Regions from separate parts of the Homo sapiens genome. Here region 1 is linked to region 2. A link is a contact called in ENCODE Hi-C or POLR2A ChIA-PET data. All regions are on one chromosome and are shown on one strand. Each heading gives the region's core, a stretch centred on a gene start or an enhancer-like site at or near the end of the contact. The rest is flanking DNA. Distances are from core to core; before and after follow the strand shown.

The links. Hi-C counts contacts between places; a loop is a spot of excess contacts on that map. ChIA-PET counts read pairs that join two places held with the same protein, here RNA polymerase II (POLR2A). Pooled maps may share reads with other maps.
Region 1: a loop to region 2 is called in a map of Right ventricle myocardium inferior, with 2.7 times the contacts of the local background. The contact joins two enhancer-like sites. A Hi-C loop is called at or near these places in 6 of 168 maps with a recorded cell type or tissue (GM12878, Right ventricle myocardium inferior, ascending aorta and 3 more), 19 of 37 single-sample maps with no recorded cell type and 13 of 50 pooled maps. POLR2A ChIA-PET finds 5 or more read pairs at or near these places in 2 of 52 experiments (GM12878 and Panc1).

The regions. Positions count from the first base shown.
Region 1 is chr10:18,464,053-18,467,320 of GRCh38, forward strand. All of the region lies in intron 3 of CACNB2 (calcium voltage-gated channel auxiliary subunit beta 2), which reads left to right. Among named protein-coding and RNA genes, the nearest start is that of CACNB2-AS1, 74 kb to the right of the region's middle. Within about 2 kb of position 1,925, at least 2 of the 41 ENCODE cell types and tissues checked have a DNase peak (open chromatin) inside an H3K27ac peak, as active enhancers do; they include heart right ventricle, where a contact is called at or near this core.
Region 2 is chr10:18,411,886-18,415,390 of GRCh38, forward strand. All of the region lies in intron 3 of CACNB2 (calcium voltage-gated channel auxiliary subunit beta 2), which reads left to right. Among named protein-coding and RNA genes, the nearest start is that of CACNB2-AS1, 130 kb to the right of the region's middle. Within about 2 kb of position 2,231, at least 2 of the 41 ENCODE cell types and tissues checked have a DNase peak (open chromatin) inside an H3K27ac peak, as active enhancers do; they include heart right ventricle, where a contact is called at or near this core.

The DNA of each region.
Region 1 (3,268 bases), core at 675-3,174, 52 kb after region 2:
CCCAAGCTGTCAGCGGCCTTCACAATCGTTGAACCCTACCTCCAACTTGACATGTTCTCTGCTCTTGGCTTCTGAGACACCATGTTCTCTGGACATCTCTTGCCAGTTCTTTTTTTTTTTCTTTTGGGGAGGGAGTGGTAGGGACAGACAGACTCCTATCCCTCTGCATAACTTCTCAAAGTTAGGGTTCTTTAGCACTTAGAACCTGGCTCTTTTCATTAGCCAGGTGTGGTGGTCCATGCTTGCTACTTGGGAGGCTGACATGGGAGGATCACCTGAGCCTAAGGAGGTCGAGGCTGCAGTGAGCAGTGATCACACCACAGCCTTCCAGCCCGGGCAACAGAGTGAGACCCTGTCTCAAAAATTAAAAAAAAAAAAAAAAAAAAAAGAATTTGGCTCTTTTCTCTTTACTTCTCACTCTTAGATTCAATTTTTATTTCCAAGCTTCCCCACTTGTATATTCACACGGACCTCAAACTTACCCAAATCGGAGCACCTGATTGCCCACCTCTACCACCCAACATGTTCTTCTCTCAGGCTCCCCCTTTTCAATAATGGCCCTAGCCATCAATAAGCCCTGTTGTTTCTATAATAACTCTAAAATACACCCAGCTTCACCACTACCACACATCTCCAAGCCACCATCCACTCTCATCTGGACTCTGCTTCTGCTCTTATTCCTTTCCAACGTGTTCAAAAAGTTAAACTGGAGAAAATTGACAGCATCTGCATTTACGCAGGGGCGGTAGGAATGGGAGAGGAGGGGAGGCATTTTAAAACTATGTATTTAGTGGTTAGAACATGCAGATTCTAGTGAACCAATGCAAAGTGGGAAAGAACCAAGAGGAAGGAGTCCAGGTTAAAGGGATATTCAACAGAATGGGGCAGATGGGAAGGCCAGGCTTTGAACAGGTGACTTCGTCTTGGGACTTGTTGAGCTGTGGGAGGATCAGATGGATATTCTTGGAGGTGGTTGGATATAGAAAACTAGAAACAGCCGGGCATGGTGGCTCACGCCTGTAATCCCAGCACTTTGGGAGGCCGAGGCAGGCAGATTACCTGAGGTCAGGAGTTCAAGACCAGCCTGGCCAACATAGTGAAACCCCATCTGTACTAAAAATATAAAAATTAGCTGGGCTTGGTGATGCACACCTGTAGTCCTAGCTACTCAGAAGGCTGAGGCAGGAGAATTGCTTGAACCTGGGAGTGGGAGTTTGCAGTGAGCCAAGATCATGCCACTGTGTTCCAGCCTGGGCGACAAAGCAAGACTCTGTCTCAGTAAAAATAAATAAACTAGAAACAAGACTTCAGGGCTAAATATGTACATATAGGAATCATCCATGATAGGATGTACTTGAAGCCATGGAGGCAAATAAAATCACCTGGGAAAAAATGTACAGATGAGAAGATGAGAGTGTAATCCTGCTTCTTGCCGCAGGTTGAGTTTTTGGAGCACCCTCGTTCCACCTTCTAGTCCCAAGCGTGTGTTCCTCTTCTCTCCATAGCATTACCCTACCTTCATGTGGTCCTGGTTACTTCCTCCCAGGATGCATGCAAAAGGAAGCACAGTGTTCCACATTCCCTTTTAGTCTTGTTGATCCCAAAGATAAGTACGTCATCCAACTTCTTCTTTTTTTTTTTTTTTTCAAGATGGCCTCTCCCTTTGTCAACCATGCTAGAGTGCAGTGGCATGATTGCAGATCACTGCAACCTCTGCCTCCCAGGTTCAAGTAGTTCTCCTGCCTCAGCCTCCCGAGTAGCTGGGATTACAGCATCCACCACCTCGCCCAGCTAATTTTTGTATTTTTAGTAGAGACAGGGTTTCACCATGTTTCCCAGGCTGCTCTCGAACTCCTGACCTCAAGTGATCTGCCTGCCTCAGCCTCCCAAAGTGCTGGGATTACAGGCGTGGGCCACTGCGCCCGGCCCCAACTTCTTTATAAAGGTTTTGTTACTGAACATTTTGGCACTTAATAAAATTATCTAAACCTCCCAAGAGAGTGACAACACTTGACAAACACATACAGGCACACCTCCCTACCCTGGGGATGACTTATCTGACATTCCAGTTACGGTGCACGAAGCCAAGAATCCCTAAGTAGCAAATAAAACCTTTCAACCATTGAAGTAGAGTTATAACTTCCAGACACTAAAGCTGGAGTTCGTCTTTTGCCTATTTAATCTATATATTTTTTATTTTTTAGAGACAGTGTCGCTCTGTCACCCAGCCTAGAGTGCAGTGACATGATCATAGCTCACTGCAGCCTCAAACTTCTGGACTGAAGCAACCCTCCAGCCTCAGCCTTCTGCATAGCTGGGACTACAGGTCCCAGCACACCACCATGCCCAGCTAAATTTTTTACAGAGACGAGGTCTCACTATGTTGCCCAGGCTGGTCTCAAACTCCTGACCACAAGCAATGCTCCTGCCTCAGCCTGTCAATATTTTACCTGTATTTCTCATCAGCTTGGTTTTTTGGTCATGGTTGTTAATTTTTGAATTATATGAAAGTCCTACATAGAAGGTTCTCTCCTGGTGTTTTGGCAGATGTAAGAAAATTGATTTCGTTTGTAGCTGTTAATTTGAGAATCCATTGTAGATACTAGCAATTTCTGAAGGAATAAGAGATTCACACTTTAATGGGACTTCACAATCTTTCATCTAAAAATTCTAGCTCCTGGTAGGGAGACAAGTTCCAGACCCACAACTATTAGAAATATGTTAATAAACTGGGCCCCGGATTGAAGCATGTCTAAACAAACTATGGAATTTAATAATGTCCGAATAATGTGGAAATAATGTTTTCAGTGGAATAGGATGAGGCTGGGTGTGGTTCTCACACCTGTAATCCCAGCACTTTGGGAGGCCGAGACGGGCGGTTCACTTGAGGTCAGGAGCTGAGAGCAGCCTGGCCAACATGGTGAAATCCTGTCTCTACTAAAAATACAAAAATTAGCCGGGCATGGTGGCAGGTGCCTGTAATCCCAGCTGCTAGGGAGGCTGAGGCAGGAGAATTGCTTAAACTCAGGAGGCGGAAGTTGCAGTGAGCCAAGATCACAACACTGCACTACAGCCCAGGCAACAGAGCAAGACTCTGTGTTTGTTAAATAAATAAATGGAATAGGATGAAACAGAAAAACATTGTCATTTTTTGAAAACTCTGAAATAATCTATTCTAAAGTAATTCAATTGAAATAATAAATTCACTTTGCATTCTCCTTTTGCCACAAGATTCAAATATTTACTAACTGGCATCAACACTGGTGTT
Region 2 (3,505 bases), core at 981-3,480:
AATCCTTACTCTCGAAGTTCTTGCTGCAAAACAAACAGATCTCAGCCTAGTGGCATTAAGTCACCATTTTATTTAGGTTACACTTCTCTGCCACACATCCCTGGCCAGCTTTCTGGTTAGTTGGTGACCAGGTGACCTGGGATGGCTTGTCACATGTGTCTGGAGGCTGATAGCTGTCAGCATGTGTGTCTCGTTCTCTTCCATATGGTTGTTTATCCTCCAACAGGCTGGCTAGGGTTCGCATGCTGGTCCCAGGGCTGCTTCATGAGAGAGCAAGCTCCAAGGGGGTGATAATCATATCTCTACTTATGTCATGTTTGCTAATGTCCCATTGGCCAAAGCAAGTCACCGGCCTAAGCCTGGAGTCAAATGGGAATTACCAAGGGTGTGGATTCAGGTGGGATATGTTGCAACCACTTTCTGCAAACAACCTGCCACATTCATCTTTTTTCTTCCTTACCCCTTTGGAAGAAGAAATATCTGCATGCCTTGTGAAATAAACAACGCTGTCCTCCCTTCTGTCCTATTTTTTTCCCTTCTTTCTACTGCCAACCTTATCACCCCAGGCTTTATTCTCCTGCTTCAATTTCTTCCCTACTTACTCTTTAACACCGTGAAACTGATTTCTGTCTCCATCTCTTTACTGAGGGTCTCTAGTGACTTCCTAATCACAAAGCCACTGACCTTTTATTAAACCTCCCCTTGACATCTCTGCAAACTTCAATTTGTTTTTCTTCTCTGCTAAGTCACTTTTGTCTTGCAGGTGCTGGTACACACAAAGTCTACTTCTACTACCACTCTGGTGGTTCCTGTTCAGTCTCTTCTGTTTCGACTTTTAGTTCCCTCACCTGAAATGTGGAAGTCCATTCAACCAAATGCTCAGGCCTTGGCCTCCTGATGTTTGTTGCTTTAGGCATGTCATTGGTTTCCAGACTGAGCTCTGTAGAGCCCCAAGAGATCCATGGATTCTTCTGGAGTCACTGCAGAGGCTTAGGGATGCCCAGCAGGCTGTGGTCTGTGCGTTGTACCCAGGATTCAGCCAGAACAATGCTACCTTCACATGTTTTATTTTATTGTGTTGTATTTTTATTTTTTATTTTTTGAGATGGAGTTTTACTCTTATTACCCAGGCTAGATTGCAGTGGCACGATCTTAGCTGACTGCAACTTCTGCCCCCCGGGTTCAAGTCGTTCTCCTGCCTCAGCCTTCCAAGTAGCTGGGATTACAGGCACATGCCATCACACCCAGGTAATTTTTTGTATTTTTAGTAGAGATGGGGCTTCACCCTGTTGACCAGGCTGGTCTCGAACTCCTGACCTCAGGTGATCCACCCACCTCAACCTCCCAAAGTGCTGGGATTACGGGCATGAGCCACTGTGCCCAGCCACACATATTTTATGTATTGGGACCTTTATGTGCATTTTCCTTTGAATGAAGGGTTTCACCTCAGGAGCGAGCTTTAAACCACTGCCATCTTCCCTTCTATTCTCTCATACTTCTCCAGGCTTCAGCCGTCACTTATAGTTAGTGTCTTTGGTCTTCGCCTCTCTCCCTAGTGCTTGGATCTCAGGTCCTCTTTTTGGATCTCTGTCGGTTCTGCCACCCACTTAAAATTGAGCTCCCAGTCTTTTCCTTTAAACCCTTTCTTCTCTGCATTTTCCATTTCCATTCTCATTACCTCCATCCTTCCAAATCTGAAACCTTCGTCGAAGGGTCAACAAATCTTTTCCTGGGAATTATCAGAAGGGAAATATTGCAGGGGCAGGGGTCATGCATTCTCTATGCAACTGCTCAGAAACCTGGATTTGGATTCCATCTCTGCCATGGAATGGCTGCCTGACTTTTTGATAAATTACAGGTGAAGCTAAGTTTTGCCATTTGTAAAAGGACACTAACCTCTGTTTGACAGGATTCCAGTGATAATTGAATAAGCTGTTACGTATAAAGCACAAGGTTCCTGGACCTGTCTTTCCCTACTCTAGCCCTTGTGATGGGCACAGGCAACTGGGGCACACAGCACCTGCCGTGGAGCAGTTCAGGGTGTTGTGAGGAATCTGAATGGAAAGTAATGAAACAAGTGTCTTTGCCTCCTCTGTAGTTATGTGCGGTCTTACACTATTTTACATGGTCACTATCAGCTTAGTTGTTTGTCACTTGTTGGTGACTGCTGTAAGGTAGATTTGAGATGTCCAGGGACTGCAGAGCTGCCTGGGATATGACTGGCATTGACACACTTGCTTGATCTCACAGCAGTTGCCATGGCAGGTCAGGTTGCATCCCCACCCATCCCAGTGACGAAGGCATGGGCCTTGTCTCCTGTACTCTAACTTTGAGATGTGCTTTCTGCCTCTTAGTCACATGGGTGCAGATCTCTGCCTGAGTTATCAAGAGCAATTGAACTCTCTCTTGCTCCTCTCACAGGCTCTTTTCTGAGTAACACCAAGTACTTGGGAACAAAATTACACATTGCTCTCTGTTTATTTATGGTTATATTTATCTTGGCAATCGACCTGTTAAGCTAGTTTTAACTTTCTTATGGGTAACAGTCACATGTTTTAAAAGGAACCTGATGGTTCCAGAATCCTTGTTACTACTACCTTTTTTTTTTTTTTTTTTTTTTGGAGACAGAATCTCTGTCACCCAGGCTGGAGCGCAGTGGCACAATCTCGGCTCACTGCAACCTCTGACTCCCGAGTTCAAGCAATTCTCCTGCCTCAGCCTCCCAAGTTGCTAGGATTACAGGTGTGCACCACCACAGCCTGCTAATTTTTGTATTTTTAGCAAAAATGGGGTTTCACCAGGTTGGCCAGGCTGCTCTCATAGACTTCTGGCTATTTTAAAACCATAAATAGATTAAGGAAGGATTATTATAAATTGCAGTTCAAGCTTTTTTTTTTTATCTTAGAGCACTATAACTGAATGTCTTTGTTGTATCATTGTAAACACAGCAATAAATATGCAGTTCTTCCCTCCCTTTTTCTCCACCAGATGTTAACAGGGAACGACATGAAGACTTTTACGCAGAGCTTAAAACAGTCAACCCTCTCTGTTCTTACAAGTTTTTGCCCCATCAATGGCTACATAAAAGATGTTGAAAACTGTGGAAAAAAGTAGAATGTATTTAATTAGCAAACATTTGATGAGTGGTATCATGCTATCGAGTTGGAATTTAAGGAAGGGAAATTGAAGATGTGTTAGATGTGGTGGTTTCTTCCTCAAGAAGCTCATGGTCTAATGGTCATGCTAAAAATGTGTATCACTGAGTAATGTGGTAGCTATCAGACTTAAAGCACTGTAGGCTTGGCATGGTGGCTCATGCCTGTAATCTCAGCACTTCGAGAGGCTGAGGTGGGAGAAAAGCTTTAGGCCAGGAGTTTGAGATCAGCTTGGGCAACACAGTGAGATCTCATCTCTACAAAAAATAAGCAAAAATAGTTAGGTATGGTGGTACATGCCTGCAGTTCCAGCTACTCAGAAGGCTGAGGCAGGAGGATTGCTTGAGCCT